Linked DNA regions of Mus musculus: region 2 is linked to region 1. A link is a loop called in an ENCODE intact Hi-C map of the cell type or tissue named here. Cell type or tissue: left cerebral cortex. All regions are shown on one strand. Each heading gives the region's core, and the rest is flanking DNA. Links, peaks and the distances in the headings are about the cores only.

The links. Peaks named below come from ENCODE experiments on the same cell type or tissue, not always from the same donor. Only the 100,000 strongest peaks of a DNase experiment are listed, where the experiment ranks them.
Region 2: it touches region 1 in a loop (2.4-fold over the local background); 4 of 42 quality-filtered maps call a loop at or near these places.

Annotation. Positions count from the first base shown.
Region 1 is chr9:62,126,344-62,136,386 of GRCm38, reverse strand. No RefSeq gene overlaps it. Among named protein-coding and RNA genes, the nearest start is that of Glce, 8.8 kb to the right of the region's middle. In left cerebral cortex, for the core only: no CTCF peak of the experiment used is centred there; DNase peaks (open chromatin) are centred at 3,858 and 4,843.
Region 2 is chr9:62,216,691-62,226,733 of GRCm38, reverse strand. No RefSeq gene overlaps it. Among named protein-coding and RNA genes, the nearest start is that of A730043L09Rik, 22 kb to the left of the region's middle. In left cerebral cortex, for the core only: no CTCF peak of the experiment used is centred there; DNase peaks (open chromatin) are centred at 4,101, 4,500, 5,674 and 6,101; H3K27ac peaks cover 1,910 bases.

The DNA of each region.
Region 1 (10,043 bases), core at 1,358-9,357:
GTGCCCACTGTGGGCCACAATGCTGCAAAGAAGGGAGAGGCCCCTTCCTTCAGGTGTTGATGTCCTTTCCTTGTTGGTTGGTAGCATGTACTGCCAGATCTATGAACTCATCAGAACTGCTTCTTGTCTCCTTGAAGTCTCCCTGATCCGGTACTAAGTGGCAGCTGGCTGGTCACTAAACTCAGTGGCTCCTCTCAACTCTTCTCCCCGAAGCCTCTCCCTACTTGTCTTGTCCAAGGTCTCTTGATTCCTGTTTTATATATTGAGCTCTGATTTCCTGGTCTCCATTGTGTTGCTTGGATTAGCTCCCAAGCTTACTCTCCTCTGCCTGTACTCACCAAGTCTTCTTGGAGTGTGTGATTATCCAGTCATTCCTAGAGTATGATGGCCTCACAGGACTGACATATTCTATGACCTTCATTCTTTGTTCCCCTGACATTAGCCCCTAGGCAGGGAAGGTCCTGTCTCATTTCCCTACCACCAAACCTGTCCTGTGGTCCAAGTCACCAAGCACATTATGTCCTATCCTTTGGCTTGAACCTCTGTCTTAGCTGATTCCTTTCTATGTGTTCTGTTTGGAAAAATAAGGTCCTGCTTACCTCACTATACAAACTATGTTCCCCAGGGACTGGAGTCCAGTGGGAGCTCCAATCCCTGAATCCCAAAGCCTTGGCCATTTTTGGCCCAGGTCAGGCTATGGCTGCTAATACCGCATCCATGGCCTTAACTTCTAATTTGGGCTCTGAGTTCTTGACCTGTCCATCTCTGGTCACAGTACTTTGTCTTTCTGCAAGGACTATCTGTTGCTAGGTTTGCCTAGCAACCTGCTGCATCTCACTGATGGATACCAGGACAATCTTATATTCCAGCAGCTGAATTAATAGTGAGGTCATCATTTACTTCAGGTCAACAGTTTACCACATTGTGATAGAAGGACCAACTAGCCACCCCCTCATCTTCTAGGACCTTGGGATCCTTAACTGTTTCTGTACATCCAGATGGCCAGTAGGTCAGGCAGGCGATGGATGACTGGGACAGCAGCGGATACCTCAGGAGATCTTAGGGGCTGAGATGAGAGACCTTAATTATTCCCAGAGCTGCTAACTATGTTTCCTAGTAAAACGTGGCACATCCCATAATGATCAGCCCACAGAACTCTGATGTGAAGCAGCATTTACTGCCTCTGCTCTCATCACTGGCTTGAACCAAGCCAAGCCTACCCTAAGCAATGCAGTCTTCTGAATTCCACAGGGGAATACGATGGTGAGAGGTAGGCACAGCTTTGCCCCTGGCACATAGAGGAGGCATCTTTTGTCTAAGGGCCCGAACCTCCCAGTCCAGCAAGCCTTCCACCTGGGTTTTAGTCTGTCTAGTCCAGAAAGGTTCAAACACTGGAGAAGACATCTTAGAAAATGTAGCAAGGGATATGGACCTGGGCTTTTGTCTCCTCAACTGATACCTGAGCAGGAGATGAGTTCCGGAAGGAAGGTCACTTAGGAGTCCTTCAAGTCCTGTATAATTTTACAAATTTTACGGGCTCTTTCTGATGAGTGACCGGCTTTTATGTCTTTCTAGAAATGTTTTTCTCTCCCCTCCTGGAGACATGTTCAGAGAGGAGATACCCAAATGATAGATGCTCTCCAAATATCTAGATGCAAGAGAAAAAAATCTATATGAGGAAAACTTTAGAGCGCACAATGCATGTCCCCATGGAAACAATCTTTAGAACACACTAGAGAGGCAGAATCATTGTTAAAGTGGGCCTTATTCTGCAGGTATCTTATCACAAAATTCAACTTTAGACCCTTCAGTCATGAAACCTTTAAATGCTAGGGTTGTCATGAGCACATAGCCCGTGCTGGTTCTCAGGGAGGCGTCCTCATACTCACTTAGCATTCCTTAATGAGGGTGACACTTTCATTAAGCAGTTTACTGTTTCCCCCAGTGATTAATTCAGAATCAGTGAGAGGTAAGGTTAACATTAACCTATTAACCCGCAATTTTACTAAATTATTCCACAAGTTATTATTATTATTATTATTATTATTCTGCCTGAGTGTTGGAAGAATACAGAAGAGGGACATTTTAGTCAAAATGTGCACCAGAAGAGAGAGAGAGAGAGAGGCCTGTCTTTTATATGGTGTGGAAAGAAAAAGACAAGCTGATCTTCTTTATATAAAAGCAGTCTTTCTTCCTTTTCTGTCCTAATACATGTGAAAAGATTCCTCCGATGCAGACACACTCAGTCAGTGGCAATGATTCATTGTGGCTGTTTAAACCAAACCTCTGAGGACTGCTGCGTTAGTTACTTTTCTGTGGCTGTAATAAAACACCATGACTATAAGCAAGTTAAGGAAGAAAGGGTTTATTTTAGCTTATGGTTCCGGAATGATGAATTCCATTATGTTAGGGAGGGCATAGCAGAGGAAGCTGGCTGATCACATTTTCTTCCTTTACAAACAGAAAGGGAGAGAGAAGGGGCAAGGTGCAGTGTTCGTACTACCCTGCTTTAAGCTCTGGGCAGACTGAGCTACCAGCCACCGCCCTGGTTCCCTTGGATCTGCGGATAAAAGACACACACACACACACACACACACACACACACACACACACACACACACACACACACGGGGCTCATTTTTAACCTGCCTTCTGGCTCAGCGACTGGGCTTCTCTAAACCTTCCGCAGCTAGCGTGCTTTTTCCTTTATTCCTGGTTCAACACTCTAAATCTACCCTTAGCTTAGTTGCCCAGTTACCTCTCCTTGCTCAACACCTTACATCTGCCCTCAGCTTAGTTGTGTTTCTAATCTCCCAATTGGGGAAGGGGTCACATGGCTGGAGACTCTCTCTCCCTCTGAAGCATGGTGAATACCCTTTCTTCTTCCTGTGTCTCCTGTCCTGCTTGTGGGGGACCTGGAAGTCCCGCCTCTTCCACCCAACCATTAGCTTGTGGCATCTTTATTGATTGATCAAGAACCAATTGGGGAACAAGATCTTCAGTGTTCACACAGCAAGGCTATATAGAGCCATTCCCAGCGGCATACTTTCTTTAGAAGGCTTCATCACCTAAAGTTTATATAACCTCCTTAAGCATCACTGGGAACTGGGGAAAGTGTTCAAATACATAAACCTACTGGGGACATTTCTAATTCAAACCACCACAGTTGCTAATAGACAGTTTGTCCCAAAGGTTTCTAAAAGTATGTCAGAAAATGGCAATGACTCTTTCAAGTGAGTTCTCAGTGACAGGGTCACCAGAGTCTGGATGCTGGCCTTGAACCCTGGAGTGTCTGCCCAGAGTCTTTTAGGATTCTCACAATGCCTGTCTATTCTCAGGTTCCGGCCTTCATGGAAAAAAGCTGTGTGCCATCTGATCCTGTGTTTGGGGAATCAGGAACTCTGAGATATATACCTTGAAGTCCAAAAAGTGCCTGCATCCCTTTCCATGAACTTCATATGAGACAGAAGAGCACGTACAGACAAACAGGAGCATCCTCCCAAGCACTTCATCTCTAGATGCTATGCACTGGGTAATAGTACGTCCATGTCATGTGAATGGGTACCACACAGCATTGTTCAGGGAGTGAGAGCAAGAGCAAACAGTCTATTTATGTTCAGTATGAACTCAAATTTCTTCCATATGTTTTTGATGCATGGATGATTGTGTCCATGGATGTAAAATCAGGATGCAGAGAGCTAGAGAGCTCATTATACTTGATGATGTATATGGGCTCAGGGAGAAGAAAGCCAATTTTTTTTAAAAACCTGAAACACAAGCCAAGCCTCTTTCTTTCTTGATTTCATTTCTTTCTGCAAATCCCTGCCAAGCATGTACTAGGCACTAGGCATTCTCTCCAGTGCCAGAAGTGTTCCCACTGTATGCCTCCTACCCATCTCTAGGGTTTCCCCTTGCTCCTGCCTTAGGCACCAGATCCTCCCCCCAACCTCCATCTATTGCTCTGTGATCTGCACACCTGTGTTAGATGGCAGTTTCCTCAGAAAAGAGCCTTTCCCTCTAGGGGGGAGGGAGAGGCTCTGGAGATTTAAGAAGTAGACAGAAGGTCACAAGTCTGGAAAAGTGTAAATTCTCAGAGGCCCTTCCCCAGCTTTACAAAAGGAATAAGGCAGCTGAGAGAAGACTGTGGCCAACAGGGCTGCAGAACGATTTAGCCTGCAAGCCGTGCAGAGAACTCCAGGCTTGGAACTTTGGGGAGTCCTCACTCGTGTTTCTTGTGGTGCAGCTGCTTTGAATTATCTCCATTCACCCATACCCTTCATAATAACCCGAATGCAAACTCATTGGTTTTCCAAGTTAGACTTCAGTGCAATCATTAACTGTGGTCTGTGATGGGTTCCCTATCTAGGGTTCCCACATGTACATATGTGCATGTGTGTGTGTGTATTGTCTCCCCAGGAAAAGTCGGTGTCATATAACAATCTATTCTCAAGAAAGTTCATGAGTTGTTTGTACCTTGGTGCACATGTGAGTGGCCACATGGCTCTTCTTAGAAGAATTAGCATTTTCTATCTTGTGTTTACTGTTGCATCAAATGACTGCAGTCATCAATCTGCAGAGGAGATAGTTTCAAAGACTTCCCACATAATCTTTACCTCCAACCATCTGTTGGGTATTGAGCACCCACTTACACTATAAATGAGATTGGCCCCTTGTTGGCTTCTTCTTGTGTGTGATCAAAACAACAAATGGAATTGAAGGACCTCAACTACAACATGTAAGCATTGCTCTTAGACTGACAACACAGAGAAGCTGACAACCTGCTGCCTCCTACCGAAGTCTTCTGACGTGTTTTTCATCTCTGGAGAAAAGCCACACTGGAATTTTCCACACCTCTGATGAAGCATCATCTAATCTTAGCACGTGCTTCTGAGTGAATTACCCGTCAAACCCCCCTCCACCATATTTAACTCCCATCCTGCCTCAGACCTACCCTAGCTGTCATTTCTGCTGGGACACTCTCTCTGATCCGAAAACACCCATGGGATTGGGATAGGTACCCTGGCCCAAGATTTCGTAGTACTCAGTAATTCTCATAGTATGTATCATGGTTGGGTTTCATTATTTTTGTGTGTGTGGAAGTATGCCTCAATGATATCAGTCTTTGCTCATTCGTCAAACTCCCATATGAGTGCTGGGCTCAAAGTAAAACATCTGTGGAATGTGTACATGACCGATCTTGAGGGTTATGTTCCTAAGATATTCAGTCATTAAATCTGAACATTGAGAGTTCTGTGTCTACTGAAATGCTGAGTACTGGGCCTTGCTGAGGGGTCACCTACTGCTGATGTCACACATCTCAGGAGGAATCTGTGCTTGGATTCTGCCCTCATTGACTCATTCCTGGGAGGTCCCCCACTTCAGGCCAACTTGTGAGATCATACTGGCTATTCTTCCCTGGGTCCTTGGTTGACCAGGTCACTCTCAGCCTTTAAAGCCTCTGGTGGCTTGAACTTGGCTTTGAACCAAGCTCCGACAGCGACTGACCTTCGAATCTGTGTGCAATCTGATCTTGACCTGCATTTCAGTATTTATTATTCTTCACAGAGTTGTTTGTCCTTTTTCGCGGTCTTGAGGCTTTTGTCTGTATTGTTTATTCCAACTAGAAGCACCCACACCCATACCTTTCTGTGTATCAAACTTCCACCCATCTCAAGAGCTACCTGGTTTCTCTCTATAATAGTCCTGTACCACCACTGTTAGGACTCTTTCAGACAGTGATCTCCAGTTGGCTTAAGATAAAAACAAAAGACTGGGATGTAGCTCGGTCATAGAGCTCTTGCCAAACATCCATAAAGCCCTGGGTCTGAACCCCAGTACCCCATAAATTAGATATGGTGATGTAAACCTGTAACCCCAGCACTTCAGAGGCAAACGAAGGAAGACCAGGAGTTCATGGTCAACTTGACTATATAAAAGGTACTATATGTGTGACTCTCAGTCATGTGCCCCCGCCCCTGCCAAGGTTGAAATTCCCTTTCTGTTTCTTCCAATAGCAGTATCCTGATCATCTGCTGGGAAATCACTCTTTCATGAAGTCTGTGGGTCTAGACCCACAGGTTTCAGGAGTGGAAGGTTTGGCTGCCTATGGGAAAGCCTTCTCTCTGTTCTTTTCTTCTGCAGCAACTGTGTTGATTTTGTTGTGGTTTTGTTTTCTCTCCCTTCCCCCATTCTTCATGATGCCCTACCCTTATGTATTTGCAATTTATATTTGACAATGAGGTATTGAAGAAAGGGTGGAAAGCAAAGATTTTTTTTCTAAGATCTTGTGGTTCAAAGAATTAACTTTTGTCCTCATTGCTAAAGGTAGTAGGATGTTGTAGGGAATAAAAAAAGGGGGGGGTCCCGGGGAGCCCTGGAGAAAAGTGGAGAAGGAAAAGGGGCCCATGTCCCGCCAGAGTTCCTGTGCTCTGAGCAGGCGGACGCAGGCAGAGCTGCCAGTGCTTTCTACATGCTCCGGGTGAGCATCTAAGGCTGACCCCACTCGGAGGGGGGAGTGGGGGGTGGAGAAGGGGCAGCCTCTGACCGGTGACCCTGGAGCTACCTTGCTAAAGCCTGGAATTGTAGGAGAGAGGGAATAGGGAAAGAAGTTCCCAACACTGACCAGAGTGTGTAGTGCGTCTTCGTGGAGCAGAGACTCTCTATGGTTTAAGAGCTTTATTATAGAAATGCAGGGGAAAGAGAGAGAGAGAGAGAGAGAGAGAGAGAGAGAGAGAGAGAGAGAGAGAGAGAGAGGAGAGAAGAGAGGAGAAGACAAAGAGAAAGGGAAGAGGAGAGAGAAGTGAGAGAAGTGAGAGGTAAACAAAAAGAGTAAGAGAGTGAGTGAGGTGGAGGCTGAGCACCCCTTTTTATGGTCTTCACTGTTGCTAGGTAACTGGGGAGGAGTTTAGCCTGAAGGTCAGAAGCTTGGGCCATTGCTTACATGACTATTGACCATGCTTTTCTTGTCGGGGCTGTGGGGCCAGAGTTCCAGGAGCATGAGGGAATGCCTACCGTGTCATGTAGGTGAATTATGACCATCAGGGTTCAGACCTCAGCTCGACTGGAGACCAACCTGCAATTCCCCACAGGATGTCTACCACACACTTGAGTCATGGAGATCTATTCAGATGCATTTTCCTAGCTCTAAGTTAATGATTATTTTGTAAATGGTCTATGTGTATGGCCTATCTATATGTCTCTTGTATGTGTAAAATGCAGTTTATTGTGCAAATGTATAACTTGGCTGAATGGTTTTCTTTTTATATGGATTTTCTGCTTAAGATTAGATCTATCATGGAGGGAGCAGTTCATGCTGAAGTACGTGTTTGTTGAAAGGACAACTTTGTGGACTCTTTGGCTCCTTTCACCATGCAGGTCCTGGGGATTGAACTTGGGTCATTAGGCCTGATAGCAAGCTTTGACATGCTAAGCCATCCTGCCTCATTTTTAATTAGGTAGAGAAACTAATTCTTACTGAATTTTAATTCATCATATGTTAATTCAGAGACATAATATCATATTCAGAAACCATTTCAATCTTCTTGCTGTCAAATGAGGACTGTTCTTGTGTGAACACTTCGTGTCCTCAAAATGTCACTTTTCTTTTAATAGGGGCCCTATAGAGATAGAGCTCTCAACTTCTCGTTCTGGGATAATCCGGATGGGTAAGAGGATGTTTTCCCCCTCTGTATTCAAGAGCCATGTATTTTCCACAAGATTGGCTGAAAGTGGTGGGTTTGTGGTATGATCTAAGTGTTTGGGAGAAAACAGTTGCCCTACTGCTGAAGAGCTGCTATTAACTGCTCTGAATGGCTCCACGCTTGCTGTCTCTCCAATTGCTGGAATGCTCGTCTCGGCCTGGATTGTAAAGCATCAGAATCATTGTTTCCATCAAGAAAGGGTTTCTTCTACTTTCTGTGGGCGTAGAGACCCTTGCATTTTATATGCAGTGAGCTGTGGCTGCTGCTCTGTTGTTCTTGCTTTTCAGGTGTCTGGTGCTGTGGGAAGGTAGATTTCCATGCAGGGATAGGAACGGATTGATCTACTCTTAACAACTACTGTCACTACCAATTTGCTGCATAATAAATGCTCTGGAATGAGGAGTTTTCAAACCACAGACATGTATTATCTCACATGGTCTATGTGGAGCTAGGAGGGACTTTCCCTAGGTGGTCCTGACTCATCTCTTATGAGGTTAGGCCAAGCTGCAGTCTCCTGTGATGGTTAATCTTGATTGTCTACAAATTGGAATCAACTAAAGAACTCACAGATGAGCACGTATGTAAAGTATTTTCTTGACTGGATTTTTTTTTTTCTTTCAAGGCAGGGTCTCACTATGGTCTATCATGTGTAGAGCAGGGTAGCCTCATACTCCCAACCATCTGCCTGCTTTTGCCTACTGGGCACTGGGGTTACAGGTGTGTGCCACTATGACTGGCTTTTGATTGCATCATTTGTGGTGGGAAGATGCACCCTAATCCTGGGCCACACCTTCTGGTAGCAGCTCACATAAAAGTGCCTGGGAGGAGAGAGCTCTTGCTCTTGCCTGTTTGCCCACAGTCTTGATTGCAAGATCATCTATCTTGTTCCTGAGGTGTTTGGTTTTTGGTATTATTAGAGTCCATTGGGTGGGGGGTGTAGAATTCTAACAAAGTCTGAAGATTGGCTGAGTTTATTGGTATATCCAGCCTCATGTACCAAACAACTACCGGATTCTTGGCCTTTTGATCAGGATGGTCCACTGTTGGGCTAACCAGACCATAGCCAGTAAGCCATTCTAATAAATCCCATATATGGGATTCATTAGAGATATGTATATGTACACATAGTATCTATCTATCTATCTATCTATCTATCTATCTATCTATCTATCTATCTATCTATCTATCTATTGCATATCAGTTCTCTTCCTCTAGAAAGGCTGATTAGTACATCACCTTAAGGTTCCATGTTGTGGGGCTAAGCTGGGATCACCAAGATAGGTCACTCACATAGGGGTTACCTGGGGGTCAAGTCTATAGCTATGTACACCCCTGTTTGAAGGTCCTCAAGCAGTTGGTTTCCATGAGTGTGTGAGGAAAAGAGAGCTAGAAGCTGCAATGCCTTTAAGAGCAGGGTCCCAGCTCTCGTTGCTGCCATACTGTTCGTTAGGAGTGAGTCAGTAGGTGTCCCTCATGCTTCTGAGAAGGGCAATAAGCTCCAGGTCTTGAATCATTTGTGAACCTTTGTAAGTCCTCACGAGGCTGTTGGTATTTCCCCCCTTTGTGGTTTATCTTCAACAAACAATCACACAAACTGCAACAACAAAACAAAGTCAAAGGTGGACTCAGGGGTCAGTAAGTGGACAGACGAATATCATGGCCATTCATACAGAATTCCAGCCTTCCAACCTAACCAAATAGGTACTCTCTAAAACTTTAAAGGAGTAGAAGTTGGGTCCAAGAGCTGGATTTCTTCCAACTCAAATAAAACAAAAAACAACAACTTCTTTGTTTTATTTTGTGCTTATGAGTGTTTTGCTTGCACATATGTGTGCACCATATGCAAGCAGTGGCCACAGAAGCCAGAAGATCACATTGTATCCCATAGAACTGCAGTAGGTTACAAGCCTTCACGCGGGTGCTAGGAACTGAACCCAGGTCCTTTGCAAGAAGAGCAAGTGCTCATTACAGGTGAGCCATCTCTTCTTCCAGCTTTTTGAGGAATACTGTCTTCTGTGGTCTTTGTGAAGATGAGGTTAGCCAGGAGGTAACTCTTGCCAGGGTTTGCTCGGGTGGGATACCAGTAAAGCACCCATGCCAACAGGGATAGAACTGTTCAGTTGTAGCCACTCAGACTAATAGGTCAGAATGCAGGCTGCAGATGGTACAACCTCAGGAAGAAACTGGCTGGTTCTCTTCTACTGCTGGTTGGCAAACACCAGTCACAGATGGTGGTGGGAAGGCTATGAGCAGACCCTAGTGCCAGGATCAAGCAAGTCCCGAAGCCACCTGCTAAAATCACCCTCAACACCACTGCCGAGTGGCAGAACCCTTGAGTGGAAT
Region 2 (10,043 bases), core at 1,177-9,176, 91 kb before region 1:
AGATGGGTTTAGTGCAGAGTTCTATCAGACCTTCAAAGAAGAACTAATTCCAACTCTCCTCAAACTATTCCACAAAATAGAAACAGAAGGTACTCTACCCAATTCATTCTATGAAGCTACAATTACTTTGATACCTAAACCACACAAAGATCCAACAAAGAAAGAGAACTTCAGACCAATTTCCCTTATGAATATTGATGCAAAAATACTCAATAAAATTTTTGCAAACTGAATCCAAGAACACATCAAAACGATCATCTATCATGATCAAGTAGGCTTCATCCCAGGGATGCAGGGATGGTTTAATATATGGAAATCCATCAACATAATCCACTATATAAACAAACTCAAAGACAAAAACCACATGATCATCTTGTTAGATGCTGAGAAAGCATTTGACAAAATCCAACACCCCTTCATGATAAAAGTCTTGGAAAGATCAGGAATTCAAGGCCCATACCTAAACATAATGAAAGCAATATACAGTAAACCAGTAGCCAACATCAAAGTAAATGGAGAGAAACTCGAAGCAATTCCACTAAAATCAGGGACTAGACAAGGCTGCCCACTTTCTCCTTACCTATTCAATATAGTATTTGAAGTCCTAGCCAGAGCAATTCGACAACAAAAGGAGATCAAGGGGATACAAATTGGAAAGGAAGAAGTCAAAATATCACTATTTGCAGATGATATGATAGTATATATAAGTGACCCTAAAAATTCCACCAGAGAACCCCTAAACCTGATAAACAGCTTCAGTGCAGTAGCTGAATATAAAATTAACTCAAACAAATCAATGGCCTTTCTCTACACAAAGGATAAACAGGCTGAGAAAGAAATTAGGGAAACAACACCCTTCACAATAGTCACAAATAATATAAAATACCTTGGTGTGACTCTAAGGAAGTGAAAGATCTGTATGATAAGAACTTCACGTCTCTGAAGAAAGAAATTGAGGAAGATCTCAGAAGATGGAAAGATCTCCCATGCTCATGGATTGGCAGGATTAATATAGTCAAAATGGCTATCCTGCCGAAAGCAATCTACAGATTCAATGCAATCCCCATCAAAATTCCAACTCAATTCTTCACTGAGTTAGAAAGGGCAATTTGAAAATTCATCTGGAATAATAAAAAACCTAGGATAGCAAAAACTATTCTCAACAATAAAAGAACCTCTGGTGGAATCACCATGTCTGACCTTAAGCTGTACTGCAGAGCAATTGTGATAAAAACTGCATGGTACTGGTACAGTGACAGACAGGTAGATCAATGGAATAGAATTGAAGACCCAAAAATGAATACACACACCTATGGTCACTTGATCTTTGACAAGGAAGCTAAAACCATCCAGTGGAAAAATGATAGCATTTTCAACAAATGGTGTTGACACAACTGGCGGTTATCATGTAGAAGAAGGCAAATTGATCCATTCTTATCTCCTTGTACAAAGCTCAAGTCTAAGTGGATCAAAGACCTCCACATAAAACCAGAGACACTGAAATTTATAGATAAGAAAGTGGGGAAAAGTCTCGAAGATATGGGCACAGGGGAAAAATTCCTAAACAGGACAGCAATGGCTTGTACTGCAAGATCAAGAATTTTTTGACAAATGGGACCTCATAAAATTGCAAAGCGTCTGTAAGGCAAAAGACACTGTCAATAAGACAAAAAGGCCACCAACAGATTGGGAAAGGATTTTTACCAATCCTACATCTGATAGGGGACTAATATCTAATATATACAAAGAGTTCAAGAAGCTGGACTCCAGAAATTCAAATAACCCCATTAAAAATGGGGTAATAGCTAAACAAAGAATTCTCAACTGAGAAATACCGAATGGCTGAGAAGCACCTGAAAAACTGTTCAACATCCTTAATCATCAGGGAAATGCAAATCAACAACCCTGAGATTCCACCTTACACCAGTCAGAATGGCTAAGATAAAAAATTCAGGTGACAGCAGATGCTGGCGAGGATGTGGAGAAAGAGGAACACTTCTCCATTGCTGGTGGGATTGCAAGCTTATACAACCACTCTGGAAATCAGTCTGGAGGTTTCTCAGAAAATTGGACATAGTACTACCGGAAGATCCAGCAATACCTCTCCTGGGCATACACCCAGAAGATGTTCCAACTGGTAATAAGGACACATGCTCCACTATGTTCATAGCAGCCCTATTTATAATAGCCTGAAGCTGGAAAAAACCCAGATGTCCCTCAACAGAGGAATGGATACAGAAAATGTGATACATTTACACAATGGAGTACTACTCAGCTATTAAAAACAATGAATTTATGAATTTCTTGGGCAAATGGAGGTATCCGGAGGATATCATCCTGAGTGAGGTAACCCAATCACAAAAGAAGTCACTAGATATGCACTCACTGATAAGTGATATTAGCCCAGAAACTTAGAATACCCAAGATACAACTTGCAAAACACAAGAAAATCAAGAAGGAGGATCAACGGGTGGATACTTCATTCCTCCTTAGAATAGGGAACAAAATACCCATGAAAGGAGTTACAGAGACAAAGTTTGGAGCTATGATGAAAGGATGGACTATCCAGAGACTACTCCACCCGGGGATCCATCCCATAATCAGCCACCAAACCCAGACACTATTGCATATGTCAGCAAGATTTTGCTGAAAGGACCCTGATATAGCTGTTTTGAGTGAGGCTATGCCAGTGCCTGGCAAATATAGAAGTGGATGCTCACAGTCATCTATAGGATGGAACACAGGGCCCCCAATGGAGGAGTTAGAGAAAGTACCCAAGGAGCTGAAGGGATCTGTAACCCTATAGGTAGAACAACAAGATGAACTAACCAGTACCCCCAGAGCTCATGTCTCTAGCTGCATATGTAGCAGAAGATGGCCTAGTCGACCATCACTGGGACGAGAGGCCCCTAGGTTTTGCAAACTTTATAATGCCCCAGTACAGGGGAACGGCAGGGCCAAGAATTGGGAGTGGGTGGGTAGGGGAGCATGGCAGGGGAGGGAATAGGGAACTTGCATTTGAAATGTATATAAAGAAAATATCTAATAAAATAAAATTAAAAAAATAAAAGAAAATAATAATAAAAAAGATATCATCTCTGCTGATCCTGGTTTCTATAGCATTTTGAAGGTGAAGAGACTCCAGTGTTAAGTTAGTAACTGGCTAATGTAGTAGAGCAGTGGAGTTCATCTAACCCTAAATAATGTTTACAAAATGACTAAAGTGCTTAGTCTACAGAGACTGAGGTCCTGGGCTGCGGCTGCAGAGGAGGATGGAGGGCTTGCTTAGCATGCACAAAGCCCTGGGACCCATCCACAGCACTGCATCAACTGACCTAGTGTGGTGGTACATCTATAATCCTAGTACCTCAAGAGTGGGTGACAAAGGCAGGAAGATCAGAAGTTTAAGGTCACCCCAATTACATAGCCAGTTGGAGAACAGCCTGGACTATAGGAGAACCTGCTTCAAAAAAGAACCACAGCAAAAAACTGTGATACCCAAAGGTGAAATTCCTGGCAGGGTATCTTAGCAATGACCTCAATTCCTCAATAGAAACTCTAAAAACTCGGAAGGCATGGAATGATGTATTTCAAATTCAGAAATACAAAGACTACCAGCCCAGATTACTTTGTCAAGCAAAGGCACCCTTCATAAATAAAGGGGGAAAAAACCTTCCCATGATGAACAGAAAGTAAAAGAATCCACTTAGACAATGCTATGGAAGATACGTGAAGGAGCTTGACATATAGAACATATAGAAACATCTATGAGGTCACAGTAAAGCACAAGCTGCCTTAGAGCACTAAATAAGAAAATAGCAAACATAAAACCATCAAAGACGGTTCAACACACACAAATCAATAAATGTGTGCATTGAACTTTGGCCTCTAACGTTCTCCTTGGCTTAAAGAATGCAGCCACACCGACTGCGTTTGGTGGGTGTGACTGATTGACTTTCAGTGAACAGGAGGCCCAGCGGGAGGGCTGCTCAGGAGGGCTTGTTCCTTCCACCGCATGCCGCTCCTTGCTGGCGTCTCACACCACAGTCGTCTGGTTTTGAGCAATCTGTTCCTGGAAAGCAGAGGGAAGGAACAGATTGACTCATAGCCTGTGTGTGGCCAAGCGATTTATTTTTAATGTGACTAAACAAGACACACACCTGCCTATGGAAACACAGTCACATTGATGCATTGATGCATCGGGGACTCAGATGGCCATTCAGGCAAGGAAAAGACTGAGGAGGCAGAAAAGAAGTGGGCTAAAGAGAGAGGAGGAATGGGAGAACAGACAAAGAAAGAAGAGAACAGAAGAGAGGAGGGAGGAAGGGGAGGTGGGGGAGGGAGAGAAGAGAAGAGGGGAGGAGAAGAGAGAGAAGATATAGTCTGGGCTAGCTCCTAACAGATGAGTAGCATCGCAAGTGCCCCATATGCCCTTGACTTACCCTTACTGGTACTTAAAATCTCATACTTAGACTGCCTCACCTGTGACTTCACCACAGGCAGCACGCCCCACCCACACAGTGCCAAAGCAGTGGGAGATGCAGATCACTAGACTCCACCCACCATATACACCTCAGCAGGAAAGTACTTGGGAAATAGTTTATGAAGTTGTTTTTCTTTCCTTTTCTTTTCTCTTCTTTTCTTTTTCCTTTAGAGGCATGGAAGCATAAAAGCAAAGTTGATGAGAGCCACTAGCAGCAGGGAAAGGCACAGAGGCACTGTGAAGATAGCTTATTGCTAAGAGCTTGCTTTAGCATGAGGACCTGAATTTAATCCCCAGCAACCAGATGAAAAGGTCAGCCAAGCCGGCACATGCTGATGATGCCAGCAGTGGGAGGCCGGCACAGGTAAAATCCTGAGGTCAGCCAGCCTAGCCTACTTGGAGAAAATCTGTCTCAAACAAACAAACAAACAAACCAAAATCAGCCAACCAACCAAACCAAACCAACCCAACCCAAAACCCTCAAGGTGAATGGCTTCTGAGGATATACCACACACACACACACACACACACACACACACACACACACACACACACACATTCAGGCAGAGAGAAATATACATGCTTTTGACACTCTTCTTCACAATTTTCCTGTTACCACCCGCATCTAAGTATGTGGCACAGGCCATGTGGGTACCACTGTTAACACACAGACCTGGAGTCACATTATAGAGTTGCCGTTCTACAGAGAGGGGATGGATTTCCAGGGGTGTGTACTCTCAACCCTATTTCAGTCAGGTCTCTCAAAGATCTACTGCCCCAGCACAATGTCTGGCATGTAATAAACCCCAGTTGACATACGAAATGGCTGGGAGGAGACATGAGTGTACATGGTCTCACTCCAACCTGCTCCGAAATATTCCACCCACTTCTCTCCAGAGCAGCCTAGGAAACCCGTGGCTTTGGGAAGCTAAGTGCCCCCCTCCCCCACCCCCACCCCCACCCCCCAGCCCAGTTCTCCCCTCTGCTCCCTGAGTTAGAACCACTCTGCTAGTATCTGCATGAGCTGGCAACCAGATCAATCCCCTCCGTATGCTGCCCTTCCTTCCAATGCGCCCTCTCCTTGGTGAAGCTGGGATGCTCCTGAAGGTAAGTGTGACCCGCCCCCGCTGCGGTCTCCTGGTTGGGTTCACAGCTGGAGGCATTCATTCTCCATAGCAACAGCCCATCTTGGTGTCTTCTGGTAATTTTTTCTTTTCTTTTAGCGATTTCATTTCGAGCTCCTCAGCCTGCTTCAGTAGTGTTACAAAAAGAAAAAAACAAAAATGATTATAAAGTCCTCAGCCCATCGGACAGAAAGATCCAGGATGTGCGAGAAGAAATGGATATTCAATCATGGTGGTGAAGCCCCATTACAAGTCTCTACAAGAATTGTCTACAGACACATGTGTGGTATTCCACTGGTCTCCCTAAAAGAACATAGAAAGAAGCAACCCTCCCCAACCGTAACTAACAACCAGCACCCACTGGCCAGATATGTGAGGAAGAGGTTGCCCTGTCCTGGTCAAATCTCAGTAGGGGCAGTGCTCCATAAAGAAGCTTAAGTGCACCCATGTGAAAAGCGCTGCGTGGGAAGCCACCCAGGCAGGCAGCTCCCAGATCCCCAGCTGCCAAAATTTATGAGCAATTGTAGTATAAATTATATCAGTAAGTTGCCACGTGATGTCTGCAGGCGTTGAAAGCATACTCTGGGGGTGAGGAAGGCCCTCTTCTCAGACCCAAGTGTGTTTGTGTCAAAGGCTCCTTCAAGACCCCTCATCTGGAATAGGCTGGGCCCTGGCTCTGTGACAAGGACAAAAGAGAAGGGCAAAGCAGCCAGAGAGTGTAGAAACACTGTGTGTGTCTCTGAGAACAGCGAGAAGGAGAGCCACTTCCAGCAGAGGTTACTTACTGCTTGTCCCACAGCATAGCAATGTCTGCAGTGAGGGGCTGCGTGGATGGCTCAACGGTTAAGAGTATGCACAGCTCTTCCAGAGGGTTGGAGTCCAGTTCTCAACACCCATAGCAGACTGCTTACAAATGTTAGCATTCAGTCTGATCTCCACCCCATAGCTACCTGGCAACAGCCAGGTAGGCCTGGCCCATTATAAAAGGGGCTGCTTGCCCCCTCCTCTATCGCTCTTACTATTGCTTCCCTCTTGCTTCTCTCTTGCCCTCTTGGGCTCTTCCTTTCCCCCTCTCTCCACATGCTCATGGCCATGGCCTGCCTCTACTTCTCTACTCTCTCCCTCTTTCTGCCTTTCTCTGCCTCTACTACTCTCTTAACTCCCCTCCCTATGCCCTGAATAAACTCTATTCTATCCTATACCATCTGTGGCTGGTCCCTCAGGGGGAAGGGATGCCCATAGAGACATTCCCTTCCCCATACCTCACCACACCTTAGAACATATCTTAGACCTCTCTATCTTTTTAATAAACACATCAACAACCACCTGTAACTCCAGCTCTTAGGGATTCAGAGATCTCTTCTGGCCCCTAAGAGCACCTCACTTACAAGCACATGTGCCCCCATTCCCACTCAATGGGAACAGGAAGCAAATGCTCATCTATGGAGAGAAAGCTCTCTCTTACACGGCTCTGTAAGGAGCCCACGCAGCCCCGGGCTTCCGGCTGATTTCTGTTGGATGCTGTATGCATCCGGCTTGATGATGTTTTGCTGACTCTGATACATGGTGTCCTTTTACTCTTGCTTACTGCTTGATAAACTTGCTCATTCTCTGGACAGAACAGCAATATCTAGTATGGCTACGGAGCAATAGATAAATAAGAGAATAGTTAGGAATGGTTATTAGCTCAGCTGGTAGAGTGTTTACCCAGCATACATGAAGTCCAGGGTTTGATCCCCAGCACCATAAAAAAAAAAAATGGCCTTGGTGATGCTTGTAATCCCAGCACGTGAGACAGTAGGACTAGAAGTTCAAGGTCATCCTCAGCTATATGAGATCCTGTGTCAAATAAGCTATTTTTAAAAGGCAATAACTGGGGCAGCCGAGGAGGTTCAGAAGGGAAAGATGCTGGCCACCAAGCCTGGTGGTCATCATCAGGTCCCCATGATCGGGCCCGTAGATTGTCCTCTGGCTGCCACACAGATGCATTGGCAAGTACCCGGCCCTCACAATAAATAAGTACATGGAAAAATAACTTAATTAAGCCAGGCATGGTGGTACATGCCTTTAATCCTAGCACTTGGGAGGCAGAGACAGGTGGATCTCTATGAACTCAAGGCCAGCCTGGTCTACAAAGTGAGGACCAGGTCTGCCAGGGCTGTTACACAGAGAAACCCTGACTTAAAAATCCAAAACAAAATAAAATAAATTTAAAAACCTTTATTAAATCAATTTTTAAAAAGACAGTAGCTATAGGAAGATTAGAAATGGCTCAGAGGTTAAGAGCACTGTTGCTTCTGCAGAGGCCCGGGGTTCAATTCCCTGTACCAACTTGGTGGTTCATAACCATCTGTAACTTCATTTCTCCAACACCCTCTTCTGACTTCCTTGGGCTCCAAGCACACATACAGTATACCTAGGCATGCAAGCAAAACCACACATACACATAAAGTAAAATGAGATCTTTAAACAAACAAATATACATACAAACAAACAGAAAGACGGTAGTCATTGCTTCTAATAGCACCCATCCCCAAGAAATATTACTCATGGAAGATTAAATAAGCCACAATAAACTCACAGTTTCTCAATACTGCAGAACATCAGACATGGTAGAAAGCTCAAGACATACGTCAAGTAGCAATACTTATAGTCCCAATTACAGAAAACACAAAAAGTTATGTTCAGGCATACATATATCTCATATATGCAACATACCCACATTTGTATCTATACAAACTTATCTATTGGCTTATGTGCAAGTGGGGTTTGCCCACAGAGGAGCCAGGGTGCCGAAACAGGTACTGGCAATGCTGAGAGAGACTGGTGACTGGTGACTTCCAATCTGATATGTTAAATAGGCACCTCAGTTAGCCATTTGTCCTATCACCAGCTTCCCATGGAAAAGCTATACGGAGAAGTTCAACAACTTATTTCCTTTGTTGAGACACGGTCACATGCAGCCTAGATTGGTCTCAAGCTCACTGTGTATCCAGAAATGACTTTGGACTTCTGATCCTCCTGCCCCCTGTTTAGGGCTCCCTGATGCTAAGCAAGCACTCTACCAACTGAGCTAATCTGGCTTAAGCAGCTCACCAAATCTGGCTCAAACTCTTTGAGATCATTGAGGAGCTGACACATAGAGACTTTTAAGGACTCATACATTTTCCATGTGTGTAATTTGATAATGAAATTCTCTCTACCAAAGACTGAATTTTTACCTTATGAAAGTTCTAATTAATTAATTAATTTCCTTCTCTTTCTTTCTCTCTATTTCTTCCTTCCTTCCTTCCTTCCTTTCTTCTTCTACTTCTTTGACAAAGTCTCATTTTGTGGCTCTGGCTGGCCTGGACTGTCTGAGCTTAAACTCACAGAGATCCACCTGCTTCTGCCTTCTGAGGCTATGGAAATATCTGAGTGACACATTTTGTCCTTTTCTTCTTCTTTTTTTGTTTTTTTTTGTTTTTTGTTTTTTTTTTTTTTCGAGACAGGGTTTCTCTGTATAGCCCTGGCTGTCCTGGAGCTCACTTTGTAGACCAGGCTGGCCTCGAACTCAGAAATCCGCCTGCCTCTGCCTCCCGAGTGCTGGGATTAAAGGCGTGCACCACCACGCCCAGCCATTTTGTCCTTTTCTTGTGGCCTTCTACCCACTTATTAGCCAGCAAGGTCAATAAAGCCAGTGGGTCCTCCTTATTACTGTCCCATGCCCAGACTTGTCTCTTGTCTCTAGGTACCAACCCTACCCACTTCTTTTTAGGTCTTCTGTGGCCCAGCCCTCCCTCCCCAATACTGGGAGGCTTGTCCTGATTTCTCGCCATTGGTCTTTACTCCCATAGGACCCTCCCCGTTCTCCATTCCAGTTTCCAGTCCACAAGGGTCATGAGAGTACAGACTCAAGGCTCAGAGCTGATTCCTGTTCTGCAGTAGAAGGGTGTACTCATTTCTGCTCTGACTTTTTCTCTGTGCCGAGATCTCAGAAGGCAGAGAGACTCCTTGTCTGTTTTGCTTCACAATTTTATCTTCAGAGCTTGGCTCCGGGAGCAACACACCACGGTGCTCAAAGGCAGTGCATCAATATTTGAAATTAGCCAATTATCCTCAGCAAACCAGATAGCACTGAAGAAAGGCAGGGAATTCATTCCATCACAGGGTTCAGCCTGGCAAGCTTATTGAGCGCCTTGTGTGCTCTACACAGGTGACTCTCCATCCATGCCAACTTCTGTGTTAAAATGAACCTGGCCCCCACCTAACTTTGCTGGCCCCCTAAAGGAAACCAATTACCGAGCCCTTTCCCTGGGTGTCTGTGATCACCATAGAAATATCACCAGTAGCCATTGCCGGCAGGATTAGCTCTGCAAAGAGTTTTAAAGTTTAGCTGGAAAGCCTCTGCAAATGTCAACAGCACCACTCCGTCTCCTGCAAACCAGTGTTCCAAT